2 separate regions of the Homo sapiens genome follow, and region 1 is linked to region 2. The links are chromatin loops, found by intact Hi-C in ENCODE. Cell type or tissue: HepG2. All regions are shown on one strand. Links, peaks and the distances in the headings refer to the core of each region. The heading gives the core; the rest is flanking DNA. Region 1 overlaps KIFC3 (kinesin family member C3). Region 2 has its middle 39 kb from the start of KIFC3.

Region 1 (5,378 bases), core at 258-5,257, 60 kb after region 2:
TGGGGCACCCCTCATGCTTTGTGTCTTCCTCTTACACACTTACCCCACAGCTTGACTATCTGGGCCTGCCTTCCCCACTAACTGGGGACTCCTCTAGGCTAGCCCTGTATCCTCTTGCCTGCTGCATGCCCGCCTGCTCCCTTGGGTATTTGTGCACGCCCCTTTTGTACTGGCACTGAGCTGGGCACGGGGGATACCCCAGTGGACAGCAGGCTCCCACCTGGTGGAGGCTCTGCCTGGGGGAAAACGGACATTTGCTTCACACACCCACAGAAAGTGGGAAGGGCTCACTGGGATGGGCACACACATGGCCTCGAGGGCTTGTCCCTGGGCGTCTTGAGCTGAGCTCTGGGACAGAGCAGAGGAAAGTGTACTCTGAGCTGAGGCCTAGCCAGTGCAAAAGGACTTGTGGTAGGAGAGGTGTGGCTCAAGCGCCTTGGGGGGTTGCAGGGGGTCCAGGGCCCACCCTGAAGGACACGTGTCTGGCCTCAGGCAAAGGCTGAGCAGCCCCTCTTCCTTCCCTGACCTTCCCCAGTTAGGCTTTTCAGACACTTCATTTTGCAAATAAGTGTTTTTTAAAGGGCTTTGTGGGCTGGGCGTGGTAGCTCACACCTGTAATCCCAGCATTTTGGGAAGCAGAGGTGAGTGGATCGCCTGAGGTCAGGAGTTCAAGACCAGCCTGGCCAACATAGTGAAACCCCGTCTCTACTAAAAATACAAAAATTAGCTGGGTGTGGTGGCGGGCGCCTGTAATCTTAACTACTTGGGAGGCTGAGGCAGGAGAATTGCTTGAACCCGGGAGGGAAAGGTTGCAGTGAGCTGAGATCACGCCACTGCACTCCAGCCTGGGCAACAAGAGTGAAACTCTGTCTCAAAAAAAAAAAAAAAAAGAAAAGAAAATGGGCTTTGTGGAGATATAATTCACATGCCATAAAATTCTCCCCTTGAAGGTGTACAATTCGGTGGTCGGTGGTAAGTATATTAAGGTGGCAATGCACCCATCACCAGTGTCTCATTGCCAAACGTCTTCATCACTCCAACAGGCCTATTGATGGTCACTCCCCATGCTCCTTGCCCCACAGCCCCTGGCAACCTTTAATCTGCTTTCTGTTTTTATGGATTTGTCTTTTCTGAACATTTCATAGAAGTGAAATCGTAGTATCTAACCTTTTGTGACTTTAAAGAGGTTTTTGAAAACACTTTTTCCTTTAATTAACAAAATCAACTTACTTTTTAAGAAGGGAAAGTGAGGAGGAAACATCCCAGCCTTTTTAGTTATTTGAGCCCCAGCTCTCTAGCCTCTCTTAGGAGAACCCCCGAGCTTACCCCACTCCCACAAGTGACTTAGGAATTCAGAATGGTTCCTGGTCTTTGTTCTCATTTTGTCCTTGAATGTTGTTTTTCTTTTTCTTTTTTGAGATGGAGTTTCGCTCTTGTTGCCCAGGCTGGAATGCAATGGCGCAATCTCGGCTCACTGCAATCTCCACCTCCCAGGTTCAATCGATTCTCCTACTTCAGCCTCCTGAGGAGCTAGGATTACAGGCATTCACTACCATGCCTGGCTAATTGTTTGTATTTTTCAGTAGAGACGGGGTTTCACCATGTTGTTCAGGCTGGTCTCGACCTCCTGACCTCAGGTGATCCACCCGCCTCAGCCTCCCAAGGTGCTGGGATTACAGGCGTGAGCCACCGCGCCCAGCCTGTCCTTGAACCTTCTGACTGCAGCTCTTTTCTGGAAATTTCTCAGGGGATGTATCTGAAGCTCCAGGTCTCTGAGATACTCTGGAGGGCCCGACCTTGTGGAGATGTGGCCAACCACATGGGCCTGGAGCTGGGTTCAAACCCTGACTTTGGCACTACTTATTAGCTGTGTGACCTTGGGACAGTTAATTACCACTCTGCAGGTCAGTTTCCTCATCTGTGAGATGGATGTAATAATAGGGTGTGATGAGATGATCCCTAGTGAGTCATTGGTGTTGCTGTGGCCACCACCATTGTTGTTACTGGGAGAGTTTTGGATTTGGAATCCCGTGAGCAGGATTCTATTCTGGCTGTGCCATGTGCCAGCTGGGCAGCTGTAGGAAGTCACTTCCTCTCTGAGCCTTCACTTCCCAGTCTCTAAACTGGGGCTCACAAATGTCGCATTGCAGTTTGGGGGTGGATCTGTTGTAAGAATGGACAGAAAAAAGATGGTCAACTGTAATGTGTGGTGCATCGTGAGCTGTCACTCCCGTGTGCCCTGGTCTCCTGCTGGCCTCACTGTGGTTTGACTCAGACTTGGACTTTCCTGGAATTCTGAACTTTGCCTCTCTAAGCAAAGCCCGCCAGGGGGTACACTCTGCCTTGTTTTCCATGGTGCCGTGTTTCCAGCCCTATCCACCACTGGCTTCTGATCGGCTGCTTTCTCACACTGCTGTTCCTGCAAGGCTGTGTGGCCCCATGGTTAAGGGTGAGGGTTCTGCAAGGGTCAGCCAGATGCGAGTTCCGGTCCTAGGTCCACCACTTACTGGTCAGGTGACCTCAAGTAAGTTGCCTAACCAAGGCTTAACCTCTTAGGAGCTCAGTTTTTCTTCCTGTAAAATGGGGATAATAATAGTACCTACCTCAGGGGAATAGGGGATGAAAAATGGTCTTATGAAATCCCCCTGCCCTACTGGCAAAGCCAACTCAGTTAACGGGGCTCCATTATCACTGTTGGGACCTGGGCTTGTGGGAGCTCAGGAGTCTTCTCAGACCTCCTCATTGCTGTGCCAGGTGGAGGAGGTGTTTGTATTTACTGAGAGCAGTTGGGCCAATGGCCCATAGTCCTTGAGCACCCAGCTGACCCAGGCCACAGAGGCTGCTCATCTTGGTCTGGTGACCACAGGAGGCTGTGGCTGTTGGGATGACCCTCCCCAGTGTTGTTAACAACAGTCCCAGGCCATGTCCTGCTGGCCTTGAGTTCCCCTGTCCTCTTGTGAATGTCCCTAGAGCCATGGCCTCAAGGTTCCTGAAGTTCCCAATAATGTGACATGCTGCCCAGACCTCACTACACTCCTTTTTTATTTTGAGGCAGGGTCTCACTCTGTCACCCAGGCTGGAGTGCAGGGGCGTGATCACAGCTCACTGTAGCCCCTGCCTCCCGGGCTCAAGCCATCCTCCCACCTAAGCCTCCTGAATAACTAGGACCACAGGTGTCCACCACACCTGGCCCACTTTTGTATTTTCTGTCCAGACGGAGTCTTGCTATATTGCCCAGGCACGTCTCAAACTCCTGGGCTCAAGAGATCTGACTGCCTCAGCCTCCCAAAGTGCTGGGATTACAGGCATGAGCCACTGTGACCGGCACTCACGGCACTCCCTACCTGCCCCCTGCACCTCAAGAGTGAACCTTAAAAAATTGTTTTCAGGCCAGGTGTGGTGGCTCACACCTGTAATCCCAGCACTTTGGGAGGCCGAGGTGGGCAGATCTTCTGAGGTCAGGAGTTCGAGACCAGCCTGGCCAACATGGTGAAACCCCGTCTCTACTAAAAATACAAAAATTAGCCGGGCATGGTGGTGCACACCTGTAAGTCCAGCTACTAGGGAGGCTGAGGCAGGAGAATTGCTTGAACCCGGGAGGTGGAGGTTGCAGTGAGCCAAGATTGCGCCACTGCACTCCAGCCTGGGTGACAGAGCAAGACTCTATCTCAAAAAAAAAAAAAAAAAAAAAAAAATTTGTCTTCAGAGACCACAGGCTGGAAAACTAGATCTTGCCCTCAAATGTGTCTTGTTTGGCTGCTGCCTTCTTCTTTTTTTTTTTTTTAAATCATTTTAAAAATAGACGTAACATAAAATTTACCATCTTAAGCATATATATATATTTTTTTTCTTGAGAGAGAATCTTGCTCTGTCACCCAGGCTGGAGTGAAGTGGCATGATCTCGGCTCACTGCAACCTCTGCCTCCTGAGTTCAAGGAATTCTCCCACTTCAGCCTCCTGAGTAGCTGGGACTACAGGTGCACACCACCACACCTGGCTAATTTTTGTATTTTTAGTAGAGATGGGGTTTCACCATGTTGGCCAGGCTGGTCTTAAATTCCTGACCTCAGGTGATCCACCTGCTTAAGCCTCCCAAAGTGCTGGGATTATTGGCGTGAGCCACCGCGCCCGGCTGATCTGAAGCATTTTTGAGAGTAACGTTCAGCAGCAGTACATTCTCATTGTGCAACAACCATCACCATCTGATACAGTTTGGCTCTGTGTCCCCACCCAAATTTCATCTCGAATTGTAATCCCCACATGTCAAGGGAGGGACCTGGTGAGAGGTGAACGGATCATGGGGTGGTTTCCTCCATGCAGTTCTTGTGATAGTGAGTTCTCATGAGGTCTGATGGTTTAAAAGTGGCAGTTTGCCCTTCATGTGCTCACTATCTCTCTCCTGCCGCCATAGAAGACATGCTTTGTGTCTCCTCCTCCTTCTGCCAGGATTGTAAGTTTCCTGAGGCCTCCCCAGCCATGTGGAACTGTGAGTCAATTAAACCTCTTTTATTTATCTATCTATTTATTTATTTATTTATTTATTTTTATTTTTTGAGATGGAGTCTCTGTCTCCCAGGCTGGAGTACAGTGGCACAATCTCAGCTCACTGCAACTTTCGCCTCCTGGGTTCAAGTGATTCTCCTGTCTCCGGCTCCCGCATAGCTGGGACTACAGGTGTACACCACCACACCCGGCTTTTGTATTTTTAGTAGAGACAGGGTTTCACCATGTTGGCCAGGCTGGTCTCAGACTCCTGACCTCAAGTGATCCACCTGCCTCGGCCTCCCAAAGTGCTGGGATTACCGGTGTGAGTCACCATGCCTGATGAAACCTCTTTTCTTTATAAATTACCCAGTCTCAGGTATTTCTTTATAGCAGTGTGAAAACTGACTAATACACCATCCATCTCCAGAACTCTTTTCATCTTCTGCTACTGAAATTTGGGCCTCATTAAAGAGTAACTCCTCATTCGCCATCTGTCTCCGTGGGTTTGACTGCTCATGTAAGTGGAATCATCCAATATTTGTCCTTCTGTGACTGGCTTATTTCACTTAGTATAATGTCCTCAAAGTTCATCTATGTAGCATGCATCAGAATTTTCTTCCTTTTTAAGGCTGAGTAATATTGCATTGTATGGATATACCACGTTTTGTTTGTTTTGTTTTTCCATTCATCCATCCATGGGCTGCTTCCACCTTTTGGTTACTGTGAATAATGCTGCTATAAACATGAGTGTACAAGTATCTCTTTGAACCCCTCCTTTAAATTATTTTGGGTATATACCCAGAAATGGAATTGCTGGATCATATGATAGTTCAATTTTTAATTTTTTGAGGAACCATCATACTGTTTTCCATAGTGGCCGCACCATTTTACAT
Region 2 (5,378 bases), core at 51-5,050:
TATTCAATTTAGGTATTTCCAGTATTTTCTATACCCTCAGAAGCTCCTGCCAACTGCCCAGATCTGACTCACTGAGCACCAGGGATTTTGTTTGTTTGTGTCTTATTTTGGTAGAGATGGGATCTTGCTGTGTTGCCCAGGCTAGTCTTGAACTCCTGGGCTCAAGTGATCCTCCTGTCTCAGCCTCCTAAGGTTCTGGGATTACAGGCTGACCACCCCATTTTTCTAATGATGAGTGTCTATGCAGCCAGGGCACCAGGGCATCAGAACCCAGCGCCATCAGTTCCTGGCAAGGGCCTTGAGCAAGTCACTGGACCAGCCTGTATCTCAGTTTCCTCCTTTGTGAAATGGGCCAACAGTAAGTAGTGATGAGGCAAAGCAGGTGAAGTGTGCGGTCCAAGGCCTTGTTGGCAGGAAGTACCCAATAAAGGTGGTCAGTGTTCATATTCTGACTGTCTCATGGTTGAATCTCTGTCAAGTGGTTCAGAATTAATTGAAAATCCTTTTGTCTGAAATATTTTGCCCTGATTTGCCTGTGAGATTCTTTTATACACAGTTCCTGGCACAGAGTAGGTGCTGTATGATATTTATTTATTTACATTTATATTTATATATATATTTTTTGAGACAGAATTTCACTCTTATTGCCCAGGCTAGAGTGCAATGGTGTGATCTCGGCTCACTGTAACCTCTGCCTCCTGGGTTCAAACAATTCTTATGCCTCAGCCTCCCGAGTAGCTGGGATTACAGGCTTGCACCACCATGCCTGGCTAATTTTTATATTTTTAGTAGAGACGGGGTTTCACCTTGTTGGCCAAGCTGGTCTCAAACTCCTGTCCCTCAGGCGATCTTCCTGCCCTGGCCTCCCAAAGTGCTGGGATTGCAGGCATGAGCCACTGTGCCCGGCTGCTCTATGATATTTATTTAGAGGAATTGGAACATAATTGTGTGGCCTAGTGTTGGGACCTGAACTCTCTCTGTACTGGCTGTGTGATCTCAGCCACAAAACATCTCCTAAACCTCAGTTTTTGGACCTGTTAAAATGAGAATAATGGGCTATTATTAGGATGTTATAATAAGATAATATAATAATGGGTTGTTATGGGATGAAAAGAGAAAGCAAACGACAGAGGCTTCGAGTCAATGCCCAAGTTGTTAGTCTGATTGAACAGTGTTACTGAATTACGAAATTGAATTATTGAATTATTATTGAATTATTTTTGCTGCTGTTGTTGTTCTCATTGTTGATAAAATGGTGGAGCCTGAGGCTGGCATTGGATGTGAGTTTTTGAGTGATTCCCGCTCTGCTGCACTGGACTGCATGAATTATTTACAAGTTTGTTACCCAGTTCTACTTGATGGATTGATTTCTTCACTCCATAAATATGCAGTGAATGTCCACTCCATACCGTTCCAGACACAGGGGGCTCTGACCCTGGCCCAGCAAGCACATTTCTGACCCCCTGGAGCTTGCATTCCAGGTGGGGGAGGCAGTTAGTGAACAAGATCATTTCAGACAGCGCTAAGAAGCATGAGGAGATTTTTTATTTTTTTTTTTGAGACGGAGTCTCGCTCTGTTGCCCAGGCTGGAGTGCAGTGGCACGATCTCAGCTCACGGCAACCTCCACCTCCCAGGTTCAAGCAATTCTCCTGACTCAGCCTCTCAAGTAGCTGGGACCTATTACAGGTGCACATCACCATGCCTGGCTAAGGAAGCATGAGGAGATTCAAACGCAGGGAGAAGGCAGGAGATGGCCGGTGGGGATGGTCAGGGAAGGCCTCTCCGAGGAAGTGACATTTTTAAGGCCTAAGAGTAGAAAGACAGGAGCCACCCTTGAGAAGAGGGGAGGAGGTGGGGATGGGGTGTGTGGGGGGTGGATGGGGTGTCCCAGACAGGGGGACAGCCAGAGCCAAGACCTTGAAATGGGGAGAGCCTGGCATGGTGACAGACACAAGAGACTCATGCAGCTGGAGAGCTGGAACTGAGGGCAACGCGCATTTGAGAGGCCCTTGGCAAATGCTATAAGGTCTCATGGGCGATGGGAAAGAGTTTGGGTTTCATTCTGGGTTTTGTTGTTGTTGTTTTTGTTTTTGAGACAGTCTCGCTCTGTCCCCCAGGCTGGAGTGCAGTGGCACGATCTCAGATCACTGCAACCTCCACCTCCCGGCTTCAAACAATTCTCCTGCCTCGGCCTCCCAAGCAGCTGGGTTTACAGGCACATGCCACCAGGCCTGGCTAATTTTTTGTATTTTTAATGGAGATGGGGTTTCACCATGTTGCCCAGGCTGGTCTCAAACTCCTGGCCTCAAGTGATCTACCCACCTCAACCTCCCAAGGTGCTGGGATTACAGGCGTGAGCCACTGCGCCTGGCCTGGGTTTCATTTTAATGTAATAGGGAACTTTAGGAGGGTGGCAGCTCTTCTGGGTGTTTTGTGGATCACTTCCCTACCTCCTTCAGGTCTCAGATGCCCCTTTCAGTGGGGCCTTCCTTGACCACCCTACTAGAAATTACAACTCCCTACTTCAAGAGCTGGAAAAAATTCAGCCACCCATCCCTCCATGTCCTCCTTTGAATTATTTTTTTCCACCACTGTTACGGTCCTCTATCACACTCTAAATTTCACTCTTTGATTTTCGTCTATTGTTCCGTCTCTGCTGATAACGCAAGGTCCAGCAAGGGCTAGAACAGCACTGTCCAGAGTAGGTGTGCAAATATTTGCTGAAGAAGAGACTGCAGAACGTGACAGGGTTGAAGCTATGCCTTCACAAGGTCCCTCTGGCTGCCTGGTGGAGGAGGATCGCCAGAAAGCCGGAGTGTGGACACAGGAAGCCTAGTATCTGCTGGTGAGGCTTCCAAAGACATCTGGGACAAAGGTGGGAGGTGGCCAGGTTTGACATTGTCTTGCGTGTAGAACCCATTTGACTTGGTGACAGCTGGGGTGAGGAGGGAGAGAACCTGTGCTAGGTTTATTTTAACTTTTTTTTTTTTTTTTTTGAGACAGAGTTTCGCTCTTGTTGCCCAGGCTGGAGTGCGGTGGCGAGATCTCGGCTAGCTACAACCTCTGCCTCCTGGGTTCAAGTGATTCTCCTGCCTCAGCCTCCCGAGTAGCTGGGATTACAGCCATGCGCCACCATGGCCGGCTAATTTTGTATTTTTAGTAGAGACGGGGTTTCCCCACGTTGGCCAGTCTGGTCTCGAACTCCCGACCTCAGGTGATCTGCCCACCTTGGCCTCTCAAAGTGCTGGGATTACAGGCATGAGCCACCGTGCTCAGCCTTTAACTTTTATTTTTTTACAGACAGGGTCTTGCTATGTTGCCCTGGCTAGTCTTGACTCCTGGGCTCAAGGATCCTTCCTAGTAGCTGGAATTATAGGATGAGCCACTGTGTCTGGCAAGCTAGGTTTTTGTTTGTTTTCGAGACAGAGTCTTGCTCTGTCACTCAGGCTGGAGTTCAGTGGCTCGATCTCAGCTCACTGCAACCTCCACCTCCCGGGTTCAAGCAATATTTCTGCCTCAGCCTCCTGAGCAGCTGGAATTACAGGTGCGCGCCACCACGCCTGGTTAATTTTTGTATTGTTAGTAGAGACGAGGTTTTGCTATGTTGGCCAGGCTGGTCTTGAACTGCTGACCTCAGGTGATCCGCCTACCTTGGCCTCTCAAAGTGCTGGGATTATAGGTGTGAGCCACCTTGGCTGGCTAAGCTAGGTTTTCTGACTAGAGCAACTGTGGCCATTTACTGAGACTGGGAAGGCTGGGGAGGAATGGGCCAGCGAGGGGACAATCCAATTTGAGGAGTCAGTTCCAGGAGTCTGTTAGGCAGCGGAGAGTGGAGTTGTTAATGGAAATGGATGGTGATGAAAAGGAAAGTGCTTAAAATAGTGGAGAAGCTGTCAAATTGACAAATATGAGTTGCTCAAGAATGATGGAATTTTAGATCCAGGGGGGAAAAAATCACTAAAACTTAGATTTAAGTTCAGATAAATAAACCTGACACGTTTATTACATTCAAATGTAAAGAAATGAATAATAATGTTAGCCAAAATGCCTGCATTTTCAAGTCACAGGAAGTGCTTTAGGATAAATTTCAATGAAATTTAAAATAAAATGAAGGGAACGATGATAGGTAAGGTCTCCAATTTACAGGATTTTTTTGAGGGGGTGTTTCAGTTACAGAGACATTTATAAATAATCTTTTTATTATTATTATCATTATTGAGACATGGTCTTGCTCTGTCACCGAGGCTGGAGTGCAGTGGGATGATCATGGCTCACCGTAGCCTCCACCTCCCAATCCCAAGTGATCCTCCCACTTTAGCCTCCCAAGTAGCTGGGACCACAGGTGTGCACCACCATGCCTGGAATTTTTTTTTCCTTTTTGTAGAGATGGGGTCTCCCCATGTTGCCCAGGCTAGTCTTGAACTCCTGAGCTCAAGGGATCCTCCCGCCTTGGCCTCCCCAAAGTGCTGGGATTACAAGCTTGAGTCACTGTGCCCAGCTAATCTTTATTATTTTAGGGGATGGATATCATCACCCCAAATATGGTTTCTTTTTAATTTTTTTAGAGACAGGGTCTCCCTCTGTCACTCAGGCTGAAGTGCAGTGGCTTGATCATAACTCACTGCAGCCTTGACCTCCTGGCCTCAAGTAATCCTCCCACTTCGGCCTCCCCAAGTGCTGATGTTACAGGCGTGAGCCACTGTGCCCAGCCTCAAAATAAGGGTTCTTCAACAGAATGCTATTCTCAGTTTTAGTAAGAGGCCCTGTGTATCTCCCCATTAATCCCCCACTCTGCACCTTGCTAGTCAGGCCTCCCCAGTGTTTCCCAGGGGCCATTTCATCCATGTCATCTTTCCACCGAAAGCGTAACGCAGCTACACATGGCGGTGCCTTTTTGTTGTTTGATTTCCACACACAGAGACGCCACAGATTTTTATGGGATGGGATTTGCGGTGACTGTAAGGTGCAGGAGTGGTTCAGGAAGCAAAGATGACAAGGGCAAAACCCGTGAAGAAATGGATTAAGCAAAGCTATGATCAAGCGTAACCCTGATGGTCTTAAAAGCATTTTGCTTTTTGGAAAATGGAAGCTGCAACACCATCAATTTCAGCTCGTTCTTTCCTCCCGGGGAAGTCCCAAAGCAATATTTTCCACGTAAAGATTTTCCTGTTCCTGTGAAAATGATTTGCTGACAGCTCCTGTTTCCCACTCGGGGCTGTGCTTTCCGAACACCGTCTTGTCTACGTGTGCTTGGTAATAGATATGCATGAAGCCGCACCTTTGAGAAAAATTGCTGCAGACAAGAGCAGGCTGGGCTGTAACTAGGTGGCTGTGTCTGGAACTCCCGGGATATGTTTAGTATTCCATGTGTGTCATC

What was found. A loop is a pair of places that touch in the nucleus more often than their neighbours do. Peaks named below come from ENCODE experiments on the same cell type or tissue, not always from the same donor. Only the 100,000 strongest peaks of a DNase experiment are listed, where the experiment ranks them.
Region 1: a loop joins it to region 2, with 5 times the contacts of the local background. A loop is called at or near these places in 4 of 110 quality-filtered maps.

What each region holds. Positions count from the first base shown.
Region 1 is chr16:57,778,985-57,784,362 of GRCh38, reverse strand. All of the region lies in intron 3 of KIFC3 (kinesin family member C3), which reads left to right. Among named protein-coding and RNA genes, the nearest start is that of MIR6772, 9.3 kb to the right of the region's middle. RefSeq lists enhancers at 1-24, 25-627. In HepG2, for the core only: a CTCF peak has its summit at 2,332 (motif pointing right); DNase peaks (open chromatin) are centred at 1,472 and 2,332.
Region 2 is chr16:57,838,380-57,843,757 of GRCh38, reverse strand. It overlaps a transcript of KIFC3 not described here. Among named protein-coding and RNA genes, the nearest start is that of KIFC3, 39 kb to the right of the region's middle. In HepG2, for the core only: no CTCF peak of the experiment used is centred there; a DNase peak (open chromatin) is centred at 2,717.